2 separate regions of the Homo sapiens genome follow, and region 2 is linked to region 1. Evidence: read pairs that join two places in POLR2A ChIA-PET (ENCODE). Cell type or tissue: A673. All regions are shown on one strand. Links, peaks and the distances in the headings refer to the core of each region. The heading gives the core; the rest is flanking DNA. Region 1 holds the start of LOC107984604 (a long non-coding RNA gene). Region 2 overlaps DCLK1 (doublecortin like kinase 1).

The links. ChIA-PET counts read pairs that join two places held together with the same protein. Peaks named below come from ENCODE experiments on the same cell type or tissue, not always from the same donor. Only the 100,000 strongest peaks of a DNase experiment are listed, where the experiment ranks them.
Region 2: POLR2A ChIA-PET joins it to region 1 with 5 read pairs; 2 of 35 experiments call an interaction of 5 or more read pairs at or near these places.

Annotation. Positions count from the first base shown.
Region 1 is chr13:36,161,243-36,166,627 of GRCh38, reverse strand. LOC107984604 (a long non-coding RNA gene) reads left to right here and starts at 2,742. Exons shown (of 3, transcript XR_001749822.1): 1 at 2,742-2,796; 2 at 4,739-4,893. In A673, for the core only: no CTCF peak of the experiment used is centred there; a DNase peak (open chromatin) is centred at 2,687.
Region 2 is chr13:35,912,470-35,917,854 of GRCh38, reverse strand. All of the region lies in intron 4 of DCLK1 (doublecortin like kinase 1), which reads left to right. Among named protein-coding and RNA genes, the nearest start is that of DCLK1, 220 kb to the left of the region's middle. RefSeq lists an enhancer at 365-1,107. In A673, for the core only: no CTCF peak of the experiment used is centred there; no DNase peak of the experiment used is centred there.

The DNA.
Region 1 (5,385 bases), core at 299-5,298:
GTGCCCTGTTCCAGTTTGGTTCCCAAAGGGGTACTGTTTCTCTATACAAGGAAATCATTTCGGGAAGAGAGGATGGGGGGGTTTGTTAAAATGCAGATTCCCAGGCCATACCCCTACAGGGTCAGATTTGGTAAGCCTTGCTCCCTGGTGCTTGGGAATCTGCATTTAAACACTACAAAATGTGTTTGCTGGTATTTGATTATTCCTCTTAAACACACCCAATTCACATAAAGAGTGCAGATACCCATAGGGGACAGAATAGATACAAACTAAAACCATATGTCATTGATTTCCAAACCTGGCAGGGCCTCAGAAGCACTCATACGTTGATTAAAACTGTACATTCTCGGACTTTCTCCCAGAGATTCTGATTCCATAGCTCTGGAATGAGGCCCAATACTCTGCGTAGGATGATTAGGATGATTCCGATGCACAGCCAAATGTGAGAGCTCCTGTTAACTTACAGCACACTGATCAAGTGCATGTTAAGGGCTGGAGTGGAGCACAAGGAGCACCGCCCTCCTAAATCCAGGCAGGCAGTGATGGAGAGACTCATTCATTCCTCCCACAATGATTAAGAAAGGGTTTGCTGAGATGGGTTCCCGAAACTGCTTTGGTAAGTTAGAAGGATGAATAGGTAGTACAGTTGGGAAACTCAAAGGCGGGAGTGAACCCCATGAATTTTGAGTAGGTATTCCCAAGAAGAGTGAAAACCAGAAAAGTGAGGTGGGGTTTCACTCATTTTGGTTTATCTAGATGGCAATGGAAACTGCATGAAGAGGTGGTTCTGAATTTTTATCAAAGCTTTCATATTTTGTGAAGTTACTCTAAAGGTATTGTTAAAAACAGAATGCCACTTTTGAAAAAAAAAAAAAAAAACATTGGAAAGGATCTGTCATTGAATGGCATTGACATAACAAAGTCTTAAGACCTGAACCTGAACCTCCTGGTATTTTTCTACCCACCTATCAGACATGCTACCGGTTTCCCCTTTTCTTCTGTGCATCTCCCTGTTACATGGAACTAGGAAGCAGGAAGCCCACAGATCACCTTGATTAATCTGGTATCAGGAGCTGTTTTCATCACCATGGAAACATGACACTCCTATGGAAAATGGAGAAACCTCTGATCTTTGTATTTTAAAAATTTTTTTAAAAAACACCCTAGAATAATGTTCTTTCTGAAAACAACAAGATACATGTACAAACACACGATTATATTACACATCTTGTATGTGGTTGAATTTTACTCATCATGCTTGTAAAAATATTAATTTATGCTCAAAGCAAAGGTTTCTAGACATAAGATTATACAATGAGAGGGCTTAAGTGCCACTGGAAGAAACTTCAGGGTAATAGACTTCTAAAATGCACAGATTGTTCTAAGAAGAACATGTATCCCAAGAAGTCTTTGCAAACGGATATTCCTTTATGCTTATTTCTTACCCAGGTAATATCAAGGGTATGTAAGGGTGTCGGGAGTGGCACATTTCATAAAACACTGAATTTTTCCTCCTTTCAATCTGCATCAAGCTATTTCTTTTTGTCCTTCAAAATAATAGCCAAACGTTTAAAAATTCTCTGCTTAGGACTTCTAAGACTCCATGCTGTTTTAAACCCTCAATAACAGATCTCAATATTGCAAGCATCCTGTAGATTATTTTCCACATAGTCCTGAAATAAGACTCAATTTTGAACTGGAAACTATTGAAAAGTAGAAAATCTTTCCTATAGCTATGTGTATATTAGCATAGGCACACAAAAACAAGAATAAACTCACTGATTTCTTTCCCTAGTGCTTTGGGCTAATACTGGTTCTCTCACGTTGTGGTATTCTAATGCTGCTGACTCTTGTTTATAGAACATTAAGGAAGGGGTGAAAAACCTACAGCACTCACATCCCTGGGGTAGTTACTTATTTCTTTAATATTTTTAGATTTTATTTACTGTAATCAAAAAGAAGGCCAATGGGGTTGGAACACTGATTTTTATAATTGAACAGAGAATTATAGTTGAACTATGTGAAATTTAACTGGTAAAATAAAGATGTTAAATATCTTTCTAAAGGAGACATTATAGGCTTTTTCTTTTCTTCAGTACAATAGGAAGTTCTAATTTTTTTTATAGGGTTAGAGAGTCAGGAGCTGGATGAAAATGCCCCTAAGCCTTTGATAGAGTTAAGAGAAAGGGAGAAAGACAAAATACCAATTGAGCTACTTTTTTTTTCCTTTAGAAGTAGAAAATAGTATTTGGAAAAATTTGAATATGAAAACATTGTCTTGGGTTCTTTATTTTAATCTTATGCAACTGAGAAACTAGTGCAGGATTTACTCTGAGCTCAAAGTAATACTCCCTTGCTTTCTTGAGTCATGTGAGAAGCATCGTATATGGGGAAGGGAATTCCTTTCTTGACCATCATTGCCCTCACCCTGCGATGCAAGAGCTATGAGTTTCAATATAAATATTATTGCTGGCCACAAGACTTCCCAGATCCTTTTCAAAAACCCTAGCCGCAGAATTTGACTGGCAGAGGATGTGTTTATACTTAGTCTCACTATCAATTCTCCCTAAAATGGAAAACCTGCAACAAAGGATGCACTAAAATGCTGCTCCCCAGGGCAGGCTTGTGTCAGCACAAGAGGCAGTTACAGGGAGATCATGTTAAGGGATTTGCACTTAATAACCTTGGCACCGGTCCAGCCAAGGCTGGGAAAAGTACTCCCAGTTCTCTACCCCAGCAGCAAATGATGTAATTCACGCTACAAGGAGGCACGTCCGCTGACCTGGCTTGGCAGAGGTGAGTGCAAAGGTGCTTGTATAACTGGTTTGCTTGTTGAGGTCCAAAATGGTTTATGAAAAGGAGGCGCTTAAGCAGCATTTTATCACAGGTTAACTGCATTAGAGAAATTGGGTTAAAACGTTAAATTTCAGCTGCTAGAACCAGCTTTGTGTCATTTGGGTATTTCCTTCAAATGCTAATGAAAGCTCAAGAATACTAATCAGATCCCATTGGCAAAGCCAAGCCAGTCATGGCAGGTTTCCAGCTGAAAATTATTTTTCACTGTCTACACTTGGATACTCTGCTCCCACTTGAACAAACGCACGGCAAAGTCATTGGTGATTGTGCTCCTATGCCCAGTCCAGGCCTCCCGCAGCATGTCCCTACAACTGCTCTTCACAATTATCAGGTCCTTGCCTCTGTAATGAATAGAGCTCTGCTTCTACACCCTCAGTGCCTGATGCTAGGCCAGACACTACTTGCTCACCGCTCAGGCCAGGGCACCGATTACCTCACCTAGAAGAGACAGCTGAGTGTCATGAAGAAAGCACGAGATTAGAAGTCAATGTTGTGAATAGAGCCTAGTTCACGACCCATTAGCTGCATATATTTGGGTAAATTATTTGCCTTTTTGCGCCTGTTTCCTCTTCTGTAAAATGGGAGTAATGAAATTTATTTACTTATTCAGGCTCTGAGGATTAAAGCTCATGTTTATAAAACTTCCTGGCATTTGGTAGCCCCTTGCCCAATGGTAGCTGCTCTTCTTATCTTGCCACCTTCCCTCTCTGCAGCCTACCTACTCCCCAATACACGATCTGCACAGAGGAAGAAAAATGGTTCTTAATGTCACTTCATACCACTCTTCCTGGCTCTGTAGCATCCTAAACAAGGAGGGGTTTTGGTTCCTAGGGGCTGCTGGGATTTTCTCCAGACAAATTTGACTGCCTGGCTGCTGCTGTTGTATAAGCAGAAATTTAACTGGGGTTTCACCAAGTGCGTCTGACAGAGAAGATAATGGCTAGGGAGTTGAATAAGTATGCAAGGGAGTCATGATCTGGAAGACCCGGGGGATCTTGGCTTTACAAGTGAGGAGGGTCATGGGCCCTGGAAAGTGGATCAGTGGATGCAGGGCTTCACCTGTGTGGTTAAAAAATTGTTGATCTCAAAGTAGATAGAGGGATGAGATGTAAGGGTAAGGTGGGGGTAAAAGTAGATGTAGCAGTTAGTGAGTGGCATACTTGGAATGGTGGGTATGGAGGGGGTGTGGCCGTGGGAGTATTCTTTCTCCTTTGTAGAAAAGAAAAATGTGATCATACAAGGCTACGGAGAGAACAGGTAAACTAGTAACTCCAGCAAGACCTCATCTGTCCAGCACTGTTAGCCGTTGAGAATCCCATTCATACAACCATTCCAGACAACAAATGAAGCACATACTTTGTTTTAACGACTTGGAGAGAATTCTTACTTCTGACCAGTTTGCTGAATACATCAATCATATACTAGGGGATATAGTACTTGCACAGAGAGAAAGGGTACGACACAGGGAGAGGATGTGTGAGCACTTTAAGGAAGAATATAACATGCGTCTGTACTGGCAAAGATAACCATTTCCAGGGAGTTACAAAGTCTTCATAAAGTGATAAATTTCTATTTTAATAACAGAAAGGGGACTGTAATTAATTATTTGCTGATCACTTGCCTATTTCCAGTCAATAGCACAGGTAGGACCTTAATGTAATTTTCTACAAAGAAATATATGAACAGATGTTTATAATAATGAAAAACCAATGGAGTCATTTCTCACCAACTAGATATAACAAAGATTATAAACTTTTATACACTGTTGGTGAGGGATTGAGGGAAAACTATCATATATGTGGGTAGGGATTAAATTTGCATCAATTATTTGGCAACATCCATCGCGATTGTAAATGTACATACCTTTTGTATTAAAATTCAGAGACAAAGAGACTTAGATGAATGTAGCCCCAGATGCAGAGTTCAGAACTATGAAGTAAGTGTGAAGTGCTCGATGTGCTGAGAAAGAAAAAGGAAAGGTCTTCAGACTGATGGAGTGTGACAGGATCCAGATGAGCCCTCTTCTTGAGTTGAATTGTAAGTACTTTTCAAACTGGGTAGGATAAAGTTAGCATTTCAAGAATGTTTGCGAAAAGCAGATTATTCCAGAAACAGAAATGGGGAAGCAACTTGAAATTGAAAAAAAAAAAAAAAAAAAAGGAAGTAAAGCTGCATTCCTACATCACACCCCCCCCCCCAAATACTGTAAAATCATTAAAGAAAATGTATATTTTTATAAAAGTGGCATGATGGCTTTTTCTAAAGAATGACAATGGGCCGGGCACAGTGGCTCATGCCTGTCATCCCAGCACTTTGTGAGGCTGAGGCGGGCAGATCACAAGGTCAGGAGATCGAGACCATCCTGGCTAACATGGTGAAACCCAGTCTCTACTTAAAAAATACAAAAAATTAGCCAGGTGTGGTAGTGGGTGCCTGGGGTCCCAGCTACTCGGGAGGCTGAGGCAGGAGAATGGCCTGAACCCAGGAGGCAGAGCTTGCAGTGAGCAGAAATCGTGCCACTGCACTCCA
Region 2 (5,385 bases), core at 200-5,199, 250 kb after region 1:
CTAGAGAACGCCTCTCCACTGGAGGCCTCCCCGCCCTGCCCCCCGCCACAGGAAATGCTCTGCTGAGCTCTGCCTAAAATATTCCCAGGGTAACTAATGATTTTGAAAATGCCACGTTACCATGGTACTTGAGGCATGGTAGGTGGGGGGCATGCAGCTGGGTTTCGAATTCAGTAGGTATCCAGTTTATAAGCTTTCATTTTCTTTTTGTTTTCAGTTGTTGTTTAATTTATAACATGCCGAGAAGAAAACTGGATCACACAAGGCTTGGCATGCTTTCTCTTTTTCTTTTCTTCCTCCTTGAGGCTTTGTCCTCCACCTCCTAAGTCCCTGCCAGGTGTTCTGTGTTTAGAGGTAGGACGGGATTGCTTGAAAGCTCCCACCTTTGGAGAGCCGGGTGTGCCACAACCTGGCAACCCCCGAAGCATCACTGACCACAGGAAATGCTATTTGAGGGCCCGACAATAGCAAACAAAACCGAACAAAACCCTGCCTCCATCCAGCGTTATTGTTTTAGTTATATGCAATTATAGGGGAGGAAAAATACCTCTTCCTCTCCAATTGTAGATTCATGGCTGAGGCCCCTATAACAAGAGACAGATTAACAAGAGAAAAACATACAAATTTATTTAATATGAGCTTCGTGTGACACGAGAGTTTTCATAAGGAAACAACGACCCATAGAAACAGTTCAACCTGTGTGTTTTTGTGCTAGATTTGATGAAGGGTGGACAGTCATGGAGAAATGTGATAGGGCAAAAAGGGTATGAGTTAAGTGTCATGAACTGGGGGGTTAAGCAAGGCCTGTTTGTTCAGATTCTTCTCTGTGGCCCTGTGTCTTCAGCGATAATGATGCTATTTTCCTCGAGGTAGAAGAAGGCCACCTGTTGAGTGAGGGAGGGTCTTATGATCAGCTTCACTGGAAGGTCAGAAAATCCTTTCTAGGTTTTATGACCTGCTGCAGGAGAGAAGGGAGGTGGAAGGTCTGAGAGGCCTTCCTGCACATGCTGCCTCCTGAATGCCCTCACCTTCCAAGGTGCCGTAGTTAGGACAGCATGTCCTGAACCTTGTCACAATCCCATGAGCATTTTTTAAAGATAGGGATAGATAGATATTCACCATCACATATGTAATATGTATGCATGCATGTGTATCTGTGTGTGTGTATTAAAGTTTCATGTTTTGACCTGCTAAGGAAAGGGTATCTACAGAGACATAGAGGGAGAGAAAAAGGAAGGAGGAGAAAGAGAGAGGGAAATATAAGTGAAGAAAAGAAAGAGATAAAAAGAACAAAGGAGAAGGGCAGGATCAGAAGATGGAAGTTTAAAATGTGTTGCGCCTCTGCTGTATGTTCCTGTTGAAGGCAGGGCTGGGCTTCTTACATGGGGGAAGGAAACCAAGGCTAATTGTAAGGAAGATGGAGAGGGCAGAGGAGGGAGAGGCAGAGGGGGAAGAGAGCTGCCTAGAGGGTCAGAGGGACTGCCTGGAAGTCCCAGATGGTGCTAATCCACTTTGTGTTTCTATAATGTACAGGGCTCTGGGTTGCAGTTACTGGTCACCAGATCCCTTTCAAATGCTCATTTGCTATTTCTGTCCTGAATATAGCTGATCAGTTTCTGTGTTCAAATGCAAACGTTATTTATGGTGCTTATTTGTTATGGGTGTTTTGGTTTCTTTTGCCCATGGGATTCTTAGGGTTTTGCTCCCTGGCATCTTGGAAATCTAGTGTAAGCCTATGCTAACAGGGACCTGAAGATCCTTTTTGCAGAAGGTAAGTGCCTCATCACGCAGAGCCTGAAGGTTAGATTTAGGGTAAGGATTGCATTGACCTGAGACTCACCTTTGACTCCCATCCTTAAAATCAAATTTCCTTGATTTGTTTAATTGTTTTAAAATACTTACTCTTATTCTTCTTTGCAAACGGATGTGTCAGGCTTGAACATTTGAATGAGCTTTGAAAGAAAGCTGCCTCACTTTTTATTTGGTGGCAGCCTACACAGGTTAGTGATCAATCAAAACATAAGTAAAGTAGTAACTCAACATTTCTTTGAATGTTTAGATTACTTACCTTTGCATAGCTCTTAGCCTTTTAAAAAAAATTATTATTCAGACTGAAAATTCAGCTCTGTGTTTTTGTTGGTTTGTTTGTTTTTGAGGTGGGGTCTCAGGGTCACCCAGGCTGGAGTGCAGTGGTGTGATCACAGCTCACTGCAGCCTCAACTTCTGGACTCAAGTTATTCTCCCACCTCAGCCTCCTTAGTAGCTGGGACTACAGGAACCCACCACTACACATAGCTAGTTTTTTGTTTTTCTTTTAGTAGAGAAGAGATCTTGCTATGTTGCCCAGGCTGGTCTCCAACTCCTGAGCTCAAGCGATCCTCCTGCCTTGGTCTCCCAAAGTGCTGGGATTACAGGTGTGTGCCACCACACCCAGCCTAAAACTCATCTTTGAATAGGTAACTCCAGGAGTCAAAAGTAGGGAATATAGTTTGGGGATACACAGCCTTTGCGGCTGGTAACATCAGGGTGCTATGATTTAAAGGGACCCCCTCCGTGTTACAACACTTACTACCCAAGTTATTCTCTTCAGCATGGTTCATAGTATTGACCTAGAACTATTGAGTTTCTGTGACTCTGAAAAAACATAATTTTTTATTTCTTCAATCTGCAAAATAGTGATATGTTCTAAGGATTAACAAATTGCTTCAAATGCCTGCTATGATAGCATTATACTTGAGCTTAACTTATTTTTATGTTTCAGAATTCTCTGAATAGCAGTTAACTTTCTCATGGGAAATTTGGATACATTTAGTAGATTTCAAAGCATAATGCAACAATAAATGTTTCTTTTCAGTATTTATTTGCCCCTTATTGCCTCATAAAACAATTCCTAAAATCATTGGCTCTCTCCAGTGATCTTTTACTCATCTTCAAGTCATCTCCTTCCTCTTTATATTTGATTGAATTATGAGATTTTACTGTTTGCCAGGCCTTCAACTAATTGCCAGGGATAGAATGATGAATAAGCTATGATCTTTGCCTTCAAAAAAACTTCTGTCTTTTCGTGAGATGGTTCATAAACAGCCCAGAATTTGGCAGCCTCAGAAAATATTAGGTTAGTTTCTTTTTTTTTTTTTTTGAGATAGAATCTCACTCTGCCACCCAGGCTGGAGTGCAGTGGTGTGATCACAGCTCACTGCAGCCCTGACCTCTCCAGCTCAAGGGATCATTGTGTCTCAGCCTCCTGAGCAGATGGGACTATAGGCTGTGCCACCATACCTGGCTAATTTTTGTATTTTTAGTAGAGACAGGGTCTTGCCATTTTGCCCAGGCTTGTCTTGAACTCCTGGCCTCAAGTGATCTACCCACGTTGGCCTTCCAAAGTGCTGAGATTCCAGGCATGAGCCACTGTGTCTGGCCTTGGTTAGTTTCAGTTCTCTTTTCAATTAGCAATAATTTTGCTTATATATATATATATATATATACATATATATATATATATATGTATATATATATATATATTTTTTTTTTTTCTGAGATAAGGTCTCCCCTCTGTTGCCCAGGCTGGAGTGCAGTGGCACAATCTCAGCTCACTGCAGCCTCGACCTCTCCAGCTCAAGTGATCCTCCCACCTCAGCCTCTCGAGTAGCTGGGACTATAGGCACATGCCACCATACACAGCTAATATTTGTATTTTTTGTAGAGACGCGTGTCTCACTATGTTGCCCAGGGTGGTCTCTAACTTCTGGGCTCAAGAGATCCTCCTGTTTCGGCCTCCCAAAGTGCTGGGACTACAGGCATGAGCCATCGTGCCCAGCCCTAATATATCTTTTTATTTCCTAAAAATTCGTACCTCTTTCCTATACTAACTGACATAACCAAATTGGAATTAAAATAATGCAGGCTAGAATTTAAGAAAAAATAATCATCTTTCCTGGACAGTGCCCTGCTCAGGTAGACAGCACTTGGTTACCTACCCTTTGCAAGTTTAGTTTTAAACTGCCAAGTTCTAGTCATTGAATTTTTTTTATATATTATGCTTCCGTAACTTCTGTTTTGTCTAGAAGCATGAGCCTTAGTTTCTTTTCAACATTTCTGAAACACTTACACACCCAGTATCAGACTTTTTGCTGGGAAAAAACACTTAGGAACAATGAATAACAAGAATTCGGTTTATTCTGTTTCTGCCTAACATTGTGAGGAGTCTGCATAGTCAGAGTTTTAAGAAAAAAAATGTAATTTAGTGGGAAAATTAAAACTTTGATAGCCAAGGGTATATGCAGATAGCCTTTTCTGTGTATTTCCATTAAAAATAATTTATTTGAGAAAGTGGTTAGGAAGAAAGACATGTACCAAAAAATTTAAATTCTTTACCAAAGGCATAATGGAAGTGCCAAATGTTAAAGAATTGCATTTGAGCATTTGTGGTTGGACATGGTTTCAGGAAAGTATTCATTAAGAAGTGAAGTCAAGAGCACTGGGTATGAATATTGTATGCTAAGGGGAAAATGTATTTTAGGTAGGTGCTGGTGAAAGAATATACCATTATCTTCCTTATCTTTTAAGTATCCAGGCCAGTATCATGGGACCCTGCATTAATAGTGCTTTGGGACTGCACTTGGGTAATATTTTCAGCTGAAACTGAACTAACACAAGGCCCTTTGGGCAGACGATCATCAAAGTCACGTGGCTGTATTCCAGGACCGTTTCACATCAAGCTGCATGGTACAAGACACTGCCCTGGAATAAGTCACATATCTTTGAAGCTCCTTGTGATGCAGGAATTTTCTCACCCCTTGTCAGACTTGCGACGGAGGTGCCCCATTTCTTTGGCCCACCATGCTCAACCTTTTGCAGGAAGGAGCATATGAGTGAGCAAGGGCAGGATCCGGCCAGCTACTCTGGGCGCCAGCAGGAGCAGACTCTCTGTAGGCCCCTCAGCCAGACCAGGTGGGGCTCTCTGCAACCCCCAAGACCCCAGAGGGTGTGTTACAATGCTATCTTAGCTCTGCTGTCCGTGGACAGTGGTGTGTTATCAGCTCAGTGGACTTGCCTCATAGTGTGGGACAGCTGCCCTCTGCCAGTGAGGGCAAAGGGCCACTGTGATAGCTTTTTTTGGGTACTTGCACTCAGTGGGTCCTGAACTCTTGTCTGGTGTCCAAGAAGAATTAGTTACACAGATACTTGAAGGATGGTGGAGGTAGAAAATTTTACTTAGTGATAGAAGTTGCTCTCAGCAGAGAGGGGAGCTGGAGAGGGGTCAGGTTGGGCAGGTAATCTTCCCTGAAGTCCGGTTGTCACTAGCTGGCTCTTCCCTGAAGTTAAGCCGTCTGTCCTCCAAAGTCTAGCTGTCCCACTGAAGTCGAATCATCTTTCTCCAGTCAA